Regions from separate parts of the Homo sapiens genome. Here region 1 is linked to region 2. The links are chromatin contacts, found by Hi-C or POLR2A ChIA-PET in ENCODE. All regions are on one chromosome and are shown on one strand. Each heading gives the region's core, a stretch centred on a gene start or an enhancer-like site at or near the end of the contact. The rest is flanking DNA. Distances are from core to core; before and after follow the strand shown. Region 1 holds the start of KCNE4 (potassium voltage-gated channel subfamily E regulatory subunit 4). Region 2 overlaps MOGAT1 (monoacylglycerol O-acyltransferase 1).

What was found. A loop is a pair of places that touch in the nucleus more often than their neighbours do. ChIA-PET counts read pairs that join two places held with the same protein, here RNA polymerase II (POLR2A). Pooled maps may share reads with other maps.
Region 1: a loop to region 2 is called in a map of ascending aorta, with 4 times the contacts of the local background. The contact joins the promoter of KCNE4 here to the enhancer-like site in region 2. A Hi-C loop is called at or near these places in 2 of 168 maps with a recorded cell type or tissue (aorta and ascending aorta) and 6 of 50 pooled maps. POLR2A ChIA-PET finds 5 or more read pairs at or near these places in 1 of 52 experiments (activated CD4-positive, alpha-beta T cell).

What each region holds. Positions count from the first base shown.
Region 1 is chr2:223,050,840-223,054,848 of GRCh38, forward strand. It overlaps KCNE4 (potassium voltage-gated channel subfamily E regulatory subunit 4), which reads left to right and starts at 1,351. Exons shown (of 2, transcript NM_080671.4): 1 at 1,351-1,435; 2 at 1,969-4,009. The coding sequence starts at 1,992. The coding sequence ends at 2,504. RefSeq lists an enhancer at 1,659-2,206.
Region 2 is chr2:222,708,098-222,712,381 of GRCh38, forward strand. It overlaps MOGAT1 (monoacylglycerol O-acyltransferase 1), which reads left to right. Exons shown (of 6, transcript NM_058165.3): 6 at 1,639-1,833. The coding sequence ends at 1,793. Among named protein-coding and RNA genes, the nearest start is that of MOGAT1, 39 kb to the left of the region's middle. RefSeq lists enhancers at 1,193-1,487, 1,297-1,486, 1,433-1,727. Within about 2 kb of position 1,319, at least 21 of the 41 ENCODE cell types and tissues checked have a DNase peak (open chromatin) inside an H3K27ac peak, as active enhancers do; they include ascending aorta, where a contact is called at or near this core.

The sequences.
Region 1 (4,009 bases), core at 101-2,600, 340 kb after region 2:
TGGATGAACACAGGTGAGTAGTCAAGTGGGAAAAATGGCAGCATTCAGTTCATCTTCCTATTCTTCCTCCAGGTGTCTTCTTAGAATCAGGATCAGGTGCAAACCCAGGGGGGTTCCTGTAGCAGCAGTGAAAATTCCAGTGCCTAAGCTATATATGTTCAAGCAGGTCAGGTGGATGTCGCATGCGTCAGTTTGACTACAGCAGAACCATGAGAGATGTTTCCTTTAGAGTTGGCCCACAAGACAGTCTGGCTGCAATCCACAGGCCACAGACAACTGGAGGGAGTGGATCTCTCCCAGTTTCCTTCCACTTAGCATGAAAGCCTCAGAATAAGCAGCCCAGGGAGCAGAGAGACTGACATTAAAGCCTGCAATTCCTCTTCCAATTTTGATCACAGCAGCCATTTAAACACAGGGTCTACCGAGGTTTAAAAAACTTGAACTGTGCTTAGTTGCACTCTGAAATAGTCCTGCTCCTCCCCTGACCTACGAGAGACAGCAAAGAGACGTGTCAATAGCCTCCGCATGAGGCTTCAGAGGAGCAGCTGTGTATGGCAGGACGGAACAAAACCTGCCCATAGTATCTTTTACGACAACATGTTTCCACTTAATGCAGACCACTGAAAAGAATGTGGGAGCTTTTAAAAAAAAATTATTATAAACATAGGTTTGTGACCTTGATGTGGAAGGCAGCTAGAATCTCTGCTTTTAGAGGGCTAAGCAACACCAGGCAGCCTTCAATCTTAGAAGGGTTAAGCTGAAAGGGTCTCAAAAGGTCACGTGGTTTATATAATCCTACCTGCAGAAGACCCCCCCCCCCGCCAGGCACAACGATTTTACAGACGAGGAATGTGAGGTGCGGAGAGGTTAAGGAAGGATTTATCTTATTTGCATAAGGAGTGGAAGAACTGAAACCGAAGCCCCAGTTCCTTGACTGTAAATCCCGCACTTGCTTCCAACTGTCTTTCATCCAGATTATGGGATTCAGCTGCCTCTGAAAACCTGTAGCCCAATAATGGTTATTCCCCAGGAGCCGCGCGAAGCATGAGCTAATTTTCAGTGAGCGCGGACTTTGGGGTAACGGTTCCAGCACAGCACATCCCTTTCTCCTCTTTTCACTCATCGTCACCGCTACCTGAAAACCCTGGCCGGGTGCTGGGGCTTGAGGAGCAGTTCCCACTTCCCAGTCTTTTTCACTTTTCACAGCTGCAAAGTTCAGGGAGTTGAACTGCAGTGCTTTCAGTTCACTGCTCACTCTGCCACGATCAATCTCTGTTGTAAATTTTCCTCCCAGAGCACGTGACGATGCACTTCTTGACTATATATCCCAACTGCAGCAGCGGAGTTGTCAGAGCGCAGAGCCGGACAGAGCAGAAGAACCCTCTTGGACTGGACGATTTGGGAATTCAAAACTTGGGACAAACTGTCAGCCTTGGTAAGTCAGCAAGGCTACACTTTGCTTTCAGAAACATTTGAAAGAGGGACATTTTTGCCAATTAATAGATGAATTTTTTTCCTTTATTTTCTTCCTGCTTTTCTTTGTTCTAAGGAAACATTGTTTTGAATTTAAAATAGTTTGGTTTTGGAAACACAATGTAAACTTTGTTTCTGCTCAGTTAAAATACGTTTCCCAGTTTTAAAGATACTATTTACTGTATGCTCCTGTCTTACATTGATTTTTTTTTTAATCAAAGTAATACTGCTCACTACAAACAGGACAAATGTGTACACTAAAAAAAAAAAAAAAAGTCCTTCTTACTTTTCCCAGTGAACCTTCCCGGGCTTCTCTCCCGTGCACTCCAAGCCCTCATAGCTCACTCTTGTCAGCTGTTTGGCGAACCCTCTTATGCTATTTCTTTCATGCACTTTTAAGCTTTTTTGGTATTGCAGTTCCACAAACCTCGTGCTCCCCCACCTCCCTGTGCCCAGGACCTGGGGGAGAGTTCTAACCTGCGGCTTTTTCCCCAGCCCCTGCTGTGGAGGCAGCCTCAATGCTGAAAATGGAGCCTCTGAACAGCACGCACCCCGGCACCGCCGCCTCCAGCAGCCCCCTGGAGTCCCGTGCGGCCGGCGGCGGCAGCGGCAATGGCAACGAGTACTTCTACATTCTGGTTGTCATGTCCTTCTACGGCATTTTCTTGATCGGAATCATGCTGGGCTACATGAAATCCAAGAGGCGGGAGAAGAAGTCCAGCCTCCTGCTGCTGTACAAAGACGAGGAGCGGCTCTGGGGGGAGGCCATGAAGCCGCTGCCTGTGGTGTCGGGCCTGAGGTCGGTGCAGGTGCCCCTGATGCTGAACATGCTGCAGGAGAGCGTGGCGCCCGCGCTGTCCTGCACCCTCTGTTCCATGGAAGGGGACAGCGTGAGCTCCGAGTCCTCCTCCCCGGACGTGCACCTCACCATTCAGGAGGAGGGGGCAGACGATGAGCTGGAGGAGACCTCGGAGACGCCCCTCAACGAGAGCAGCGAAGGGTCCTCGGAGAACATCCATCAGAATTCCTAGCACCCCCGGGACCCCTGCCGGTGGCTCCATCAGCCAGCAACCTTAGAGAGAGGAAAGACAGTTTTCAAGTGTCTGGTTTCACTTTCACAGTGCGGCTGCCACTTTGAAGAGACCCTTGGTAAACCCCTGATTCGGGGTGGGGTGGGGGACTAGGCTCAGCCGGAACCAGCACCTCCAAGGAGTCCGGGAGGTGCCTGTGGTTTGCACCCACCACTGAAAAAGCCGCGGAGATGCGCAGCGCGTACACTGACTTTGGGGCCTGGGTGTTGGGGTTCTGATCAGAATTTGGCGGGATGATATGTTTGCCATTTTCTCACTGGATGCCCTGGGTAGCTCCTGCAGGGTCTGCCTGTTCCCAGGGCTGCCGAATGCTTAGGACACGCTGAGAGACTAGTTGTGATTTGCTATTTTGCCTAGAGCTTTGTCCTTCTAGATCTGATTGGCTGTAAGTATCTCTACTGTGTACCTGTGGCATTCCTTCACAGTGGGTTACAAGCTTCTTTTGGATTAGAGGGGGATTTTTGATGGGAGAAAGCTGGAGATCTGAACCCAGCCCATTTGCACACTATAAGAAAAAAAAGTAACTTTTAAACCTGTTAACATTGGCCGGGGTTATAAGAGATGATCTTCTATTTTGACCTTTTGTCTAACTTATGACCTTGAACTCTGACCTGTGACCATGCAGCATCACATGATGGCATGACGTTCTTTGGATCAGAAGAGCTTCCCCAGAATCTAACCTGCACTCCCGATGGTGGTTCAGGAGACTCTTCCTGATCTTTCTAGAAGGGGTAAAGTGGGGTTGAACAAGGCCAAGCCGTTAGCTCTGCTGCTGCTCAGTTTCCCAGCCTAGTTTTCTGAGCTGGGAGAGGACATAATGTGGTATTTCGTCACGTAGCTGAGACCTAGAAGGGCATACTCAGGCGGAGATTGCACAAAGCTGGGCTCCAAGTTCTGTGCTTCCTGATCCCGAGCCCTGACACTCATTTGCTGTGTGGTCCCGGGCATGTCATCAAGAAGCTCGCTGTCTGCATGAGGCTCCCGACGATCTCCATCCCCAGGGGGTTGGGAGGATGTCTTTAGATTTTAGGACTCTGTGATAAATATTCCACAGCCTGGTGTGAGGAAGCTTGGACCAAATGCTTCCCCTTTGGCCGGTTAGTCTGAACAAGGATCTGCTGATTTAAAGGAGCAGTTGGAGATTCAGAACACATATAACTGGGGAATTCAGGGCAAGCTACCAACCCAGCCCTGCTGTAGTTTTCCCAGGACTGAAGGAAAGAGGCAGACACCACATTCTCCTCTGCAAAGTTCTCTGGAGAATGTGTGATGTTAACACTCCCAGCTAAGGGAAAGCAAAGTCTAAAGGAAAACACACAGGAATGCTTCCAATGTCTCCAAGTATTCCTGTGGTCAACAGTTTCGCAGATCCGTTAGGCCCTTAAAGACAAGGAGGAAGTAAAAGGTCAAATTTAAATCTATTTAAAAAAACTTTTAAAAAAATT
Region 2 (4,284 bases), core at 69-2,568:
TTTTGAGACGGAGTCTTGCTCTGTCCCCCAGGCTAAAGTGCAGTGGCGCAATCCGGTCTTACTGCAACCTCTGCCTCCTGGGTTCTAGAGGTTGTCCTGCCTCAGCCTCCCGGGTAGCTGGGATTACAGGTGCCCGCCACCACGTCCGGCTAATTTTTGTATTTTTAGTAGAGACGGTGTTTCGCCATGCTGGTCAGGCTAGTATCGAACTCCTGACCTCAGGTGATCCACCCGCCTCAGCCTCCCAAAGTGTTGGGATTACAGGCGTGAGACACTGCGCCCGGCCATCCTGTACATTTTCAACCCTTGGCATCAGTAGCAGCATCCGACCAGCAGGTGGCGCAGCGAGTGCAAGAGCCAAAGCCATGGGAATTTTTGTATTTTCTAAAAATCAGAGACAAGTGAGATGTTATATAAACACCTTTTAAAATATGTATAGAGGTTGCCAGATTTGTTTTTAATTAGTGTATTTGGAAAAACACAAATGCATTCTCATTTGTAGAAAATTTATATAACACAGTTAGAGTGAAATTTCCCCATCCCTACGTCCTTACCAAAAAGGAACTTTTATGTTTCTCTCTCTTTCCGGACTTTTTTCCATGCACTAAAAACGTATAATACTTCTAGGAATATAAACATTTTTTCCAAAAATGGATCATACTGTATTATTTTACAAATTATTTTTCCACTTAATACATTTTAGACATCTGTGTGTATTTGTGTATGTGTACACATATTTATATTATTTCATTGTTTAAAAATTTCTGCCTAGGATTCTATTGAATGACTATTACATGGTTTATTTAACAGTTTTTCTATTGAGACGTTAGCTGTTTTTCAGTTACCCGCTATTACAAACAATGGAATCCACGTCATTTATGTGTATTTCTCTAATACAGATACTTAGCTGTGAAGATATGTATTTTTTAATTGTTTAGAAAGACACTCAAAAGAGGCAGACTGGGCCTGGCCAGTCGCTCACCCTTGTAATTCCAGCTTGAGGTCAGGAGTTCAAGACCAGCCTGGCCAACATGGCAAAACCCCGTCTCTACTGAAAATACAAAAAAAAAATTAGCCGGGCATGGTGGTGGGAGCCTGTAATCCCAGCTACTCAGTGGGAGGTTAAGGCAAGAGAATCGCTTGAACTCGGGAGGCGGAGTTCGCAGTGAGCTGAGACTGTGCCACTGCACTCCAGCCTGGGTGACAGAGTAAGACTCTGTCTCAAAAAGAAGAGTCAGACTAGAGGACTGCCACGTGACGTGAGGATTCACAGTCAGTAATAATCAGGGCACTATGGTCTGGCTGTCAACTGTTCCAGAGGGAGGAAGCTGGTGACGTGGACACACAGCTATGTCCACTCACCTCCCAGCTGCAGTCAGCACAGTAGCTCATTTGACTCAAAGTCAAAACCACCAGGGTCCCGACAATCCAGTGTCTGCTGAGGAGGAAAGTTCTTTATTTGTTATCAGATGGAGTGGTGTGACCACTGCAGGCAGCCAGTGAAAGGAAACAAGGATTGGAGTGAGCAGGCTGGAGGGATTCTGATTGGCAGTTGTGTTCACAGCTGTGCATTAGGGGCGGCGGTCTGTGGTGGAGTGGTTTTAGTTCCTCACGTATGATGTATTCCCTGATTTGCAGTTGGCCGCCCGATCCCTGTTCGTCAGACTCTGAACCCGACCCAGGAGCAGATTGAGGAGTTACATCAGACCTATATGGAGGAACTTAGGAAATTGTTTGAGGAACACAAAGGAAAGTATGGCATTCCAGAGCACGAGACTCTTGTTTTAAAATGACTTGACTATAAAAAAAAATTAAAAAATAAAAATAAATGACTTGGCTGTAATAAGGCATAAAGAAGGATAAGAGACCATCCTATTGTGAGAATAAATATTTTAAAGACGTTTATTTTTTTTCTTTTGCCTGTGGCATCAAATTTGCAACAGAAAAGTATTATTTATGGCGATGAATGTTGGTGTATCTGTGGTAAATAAAAACACAGATGACTGTAGGATAAGGTTGGAGATGACTATAAGACATCTAATAATTTTCCTTGCCTATGAAGGCAAAATCATTTTACAGGTTATGAACAAGTTTAGAATTATTCATGTGCTCTGAAAAACAAAAGAAAGCTTCAAAAAGTAATTACACCCGGCCGGGCACAGTGGCTCACGCCTGTAATCCCAGCATTTTGGGAGGCCGAGACAGGTAGGTCACTTGAGGTCAGGAGTTTGAGACCAGCCTGGCCAACATGGTGAAACCCCGACTCTACTAAAAATACAAAAATTAGCTGGGCATTGTGGTGGGCACCTGTAATCCCGGCTACAAGGGAGGCTGAGGAAGGAGAATCGCTTGAACCTGGGAGGTGGAGGTTGCGATGAGCTGAGATCGCACCATTGCACTCCAACCTGGGAGACAGAGTGAGACTCTGTCTTAAAATAATAATAATAATAATAATAATAATAATAATAATTAGACCCTCTTACTAAACATCACAATAACTTAAGGTGGTGTTTTCACAAAATGTGACAACTGTTGTTCACAGCCAGCCCATTTGGGAGACACTGTGTAAAATAGTTCGCCATATACAGCTAGAGGAAATATTTTTTTCTGCTTGAACAGGACATTTGTTAGTGAATAAAGATACTTTTAATACTTAGATAGTTTGAGCCTTTGGTCATATCAACAACAAATTTTTAAATACTAGTGCAGGATTTTTTGCCATTTTCAAAATGGGATGAATCTGTCATACGAAAACTCATGTGGACAGGAGAATGGTTCCTCATTTCTATTCATGCTTAGAATCATGCTCCTTTGCTGTAGAGGGAAATCTATTTGGAAGACAGGCTTTTGCACATGATTCAGGACTAGAAATTCTGGAAATTCCATATCAGGAAATTCCAAAAAATTTTCATGCTAAGAGAAATGGTTTTAATTTGCTTCCTGAATGGCCTTTTCATTATAAAATAATCTCTAAAAGAAAGTGCCGGCTGGGCGTGGTGGCTCATGCCTGTAATCTCAGCACTTTGGGAGGCTGAGGCGGGTGGATCACCTGAGGTCAGGAGTTCGAGACCAGCCTGACCAACATGGTGAAACCCCGTCTCTACTAAAAATACAAAAATTAGCCAGGTGTGGTGGCAGGCACCTGTAGTCCCAGCTACTCGGGAGGCCGAGACAGGAGAATTGCTTAAACCTGGGAGGCGGAGGTTGCGGTGAGCGGAGATTGCACCACTGCACTCCAGCCTGGGCGACAGGGTGAGAATCCATCTCAAGAAAAGAAAAAAGAAAGAAAGTGTCCTCCCTGGTGAGATACGTCCAGTTCACAGTTCGCCGGGTTTAGGACTCTTCTCTGACCCAGCATGAGCAGGGACCTTGTCCTTCCTGTTTACTGACATCCCCTCAGTGCCCAGGTCAGCTTATGGCGCTTAGTAGGCAAAAAGTAAGTACTTGTTTGATGAATGCATTTATAGCTAAACATGCAAACAAACTTTTCCATTAAGCAGAGAATTTTTAAAGCTGTACCATAGGATGAGACCTGTTTTAAGGTAAGACCCACTTGCAGAAGGAGAATATTTGCTGTGTCTGATTGCTCTGAACCGGTAATCAACAATACCGTAAGCCAATTCACAGGGAGCAAGTCAGAAAGAGGTTTCTGATAATTAGTCACTAAGTGTTAAGTAACTAGTCATTCGACAAGAAGAATGTCTCGTTTCCAACCCATGTCCACTGCTAGATGTTTGCTTTTGTGCTTCCTCTTCTCCAGGTGTTCGTAGGCAACTTCAGGGAGCTGCCTCCCAACTTATTGGTAATATGTCTTCAGGCTTCCAATTTTTAAATATTCAGCTCTGGGCTAGAGGCTGGATTGGGGTTTAGTCACAGCAAAATACAGTCATGCTGGGTAATGCCTTAAGAAGGAGGGCATGTCACCTACAAAAAGCCTGAAACTTCTCAATTGCTCTACATGAAGTTTTTTGGGCCAGAATCCCTTTGGCTTCACCCTAGTTGAGGAATCCAGGGGTCCACTGACCTGTGGGCTTGAAATTACTTCAATTTTGGTCAAAGCAGGACCTTTAACTTATTTTTTAAAACCCATGAGTTGTATCCCCTTGGAGAAGTTTGTTAAAAGCCCATGCCACGTCATCATTTGCAATTTCACAGAGGTATGCGTTTTAATCTCACAGCTAGTAGTGAGGAGGTGAAGCTGACCACCCAACATCCGCTGGGTTATCCAGCAGGCAGTTAAAGCCCGTGCTTGTAAATCGGAGGCATTAAAAAGTGAAAAAAGTT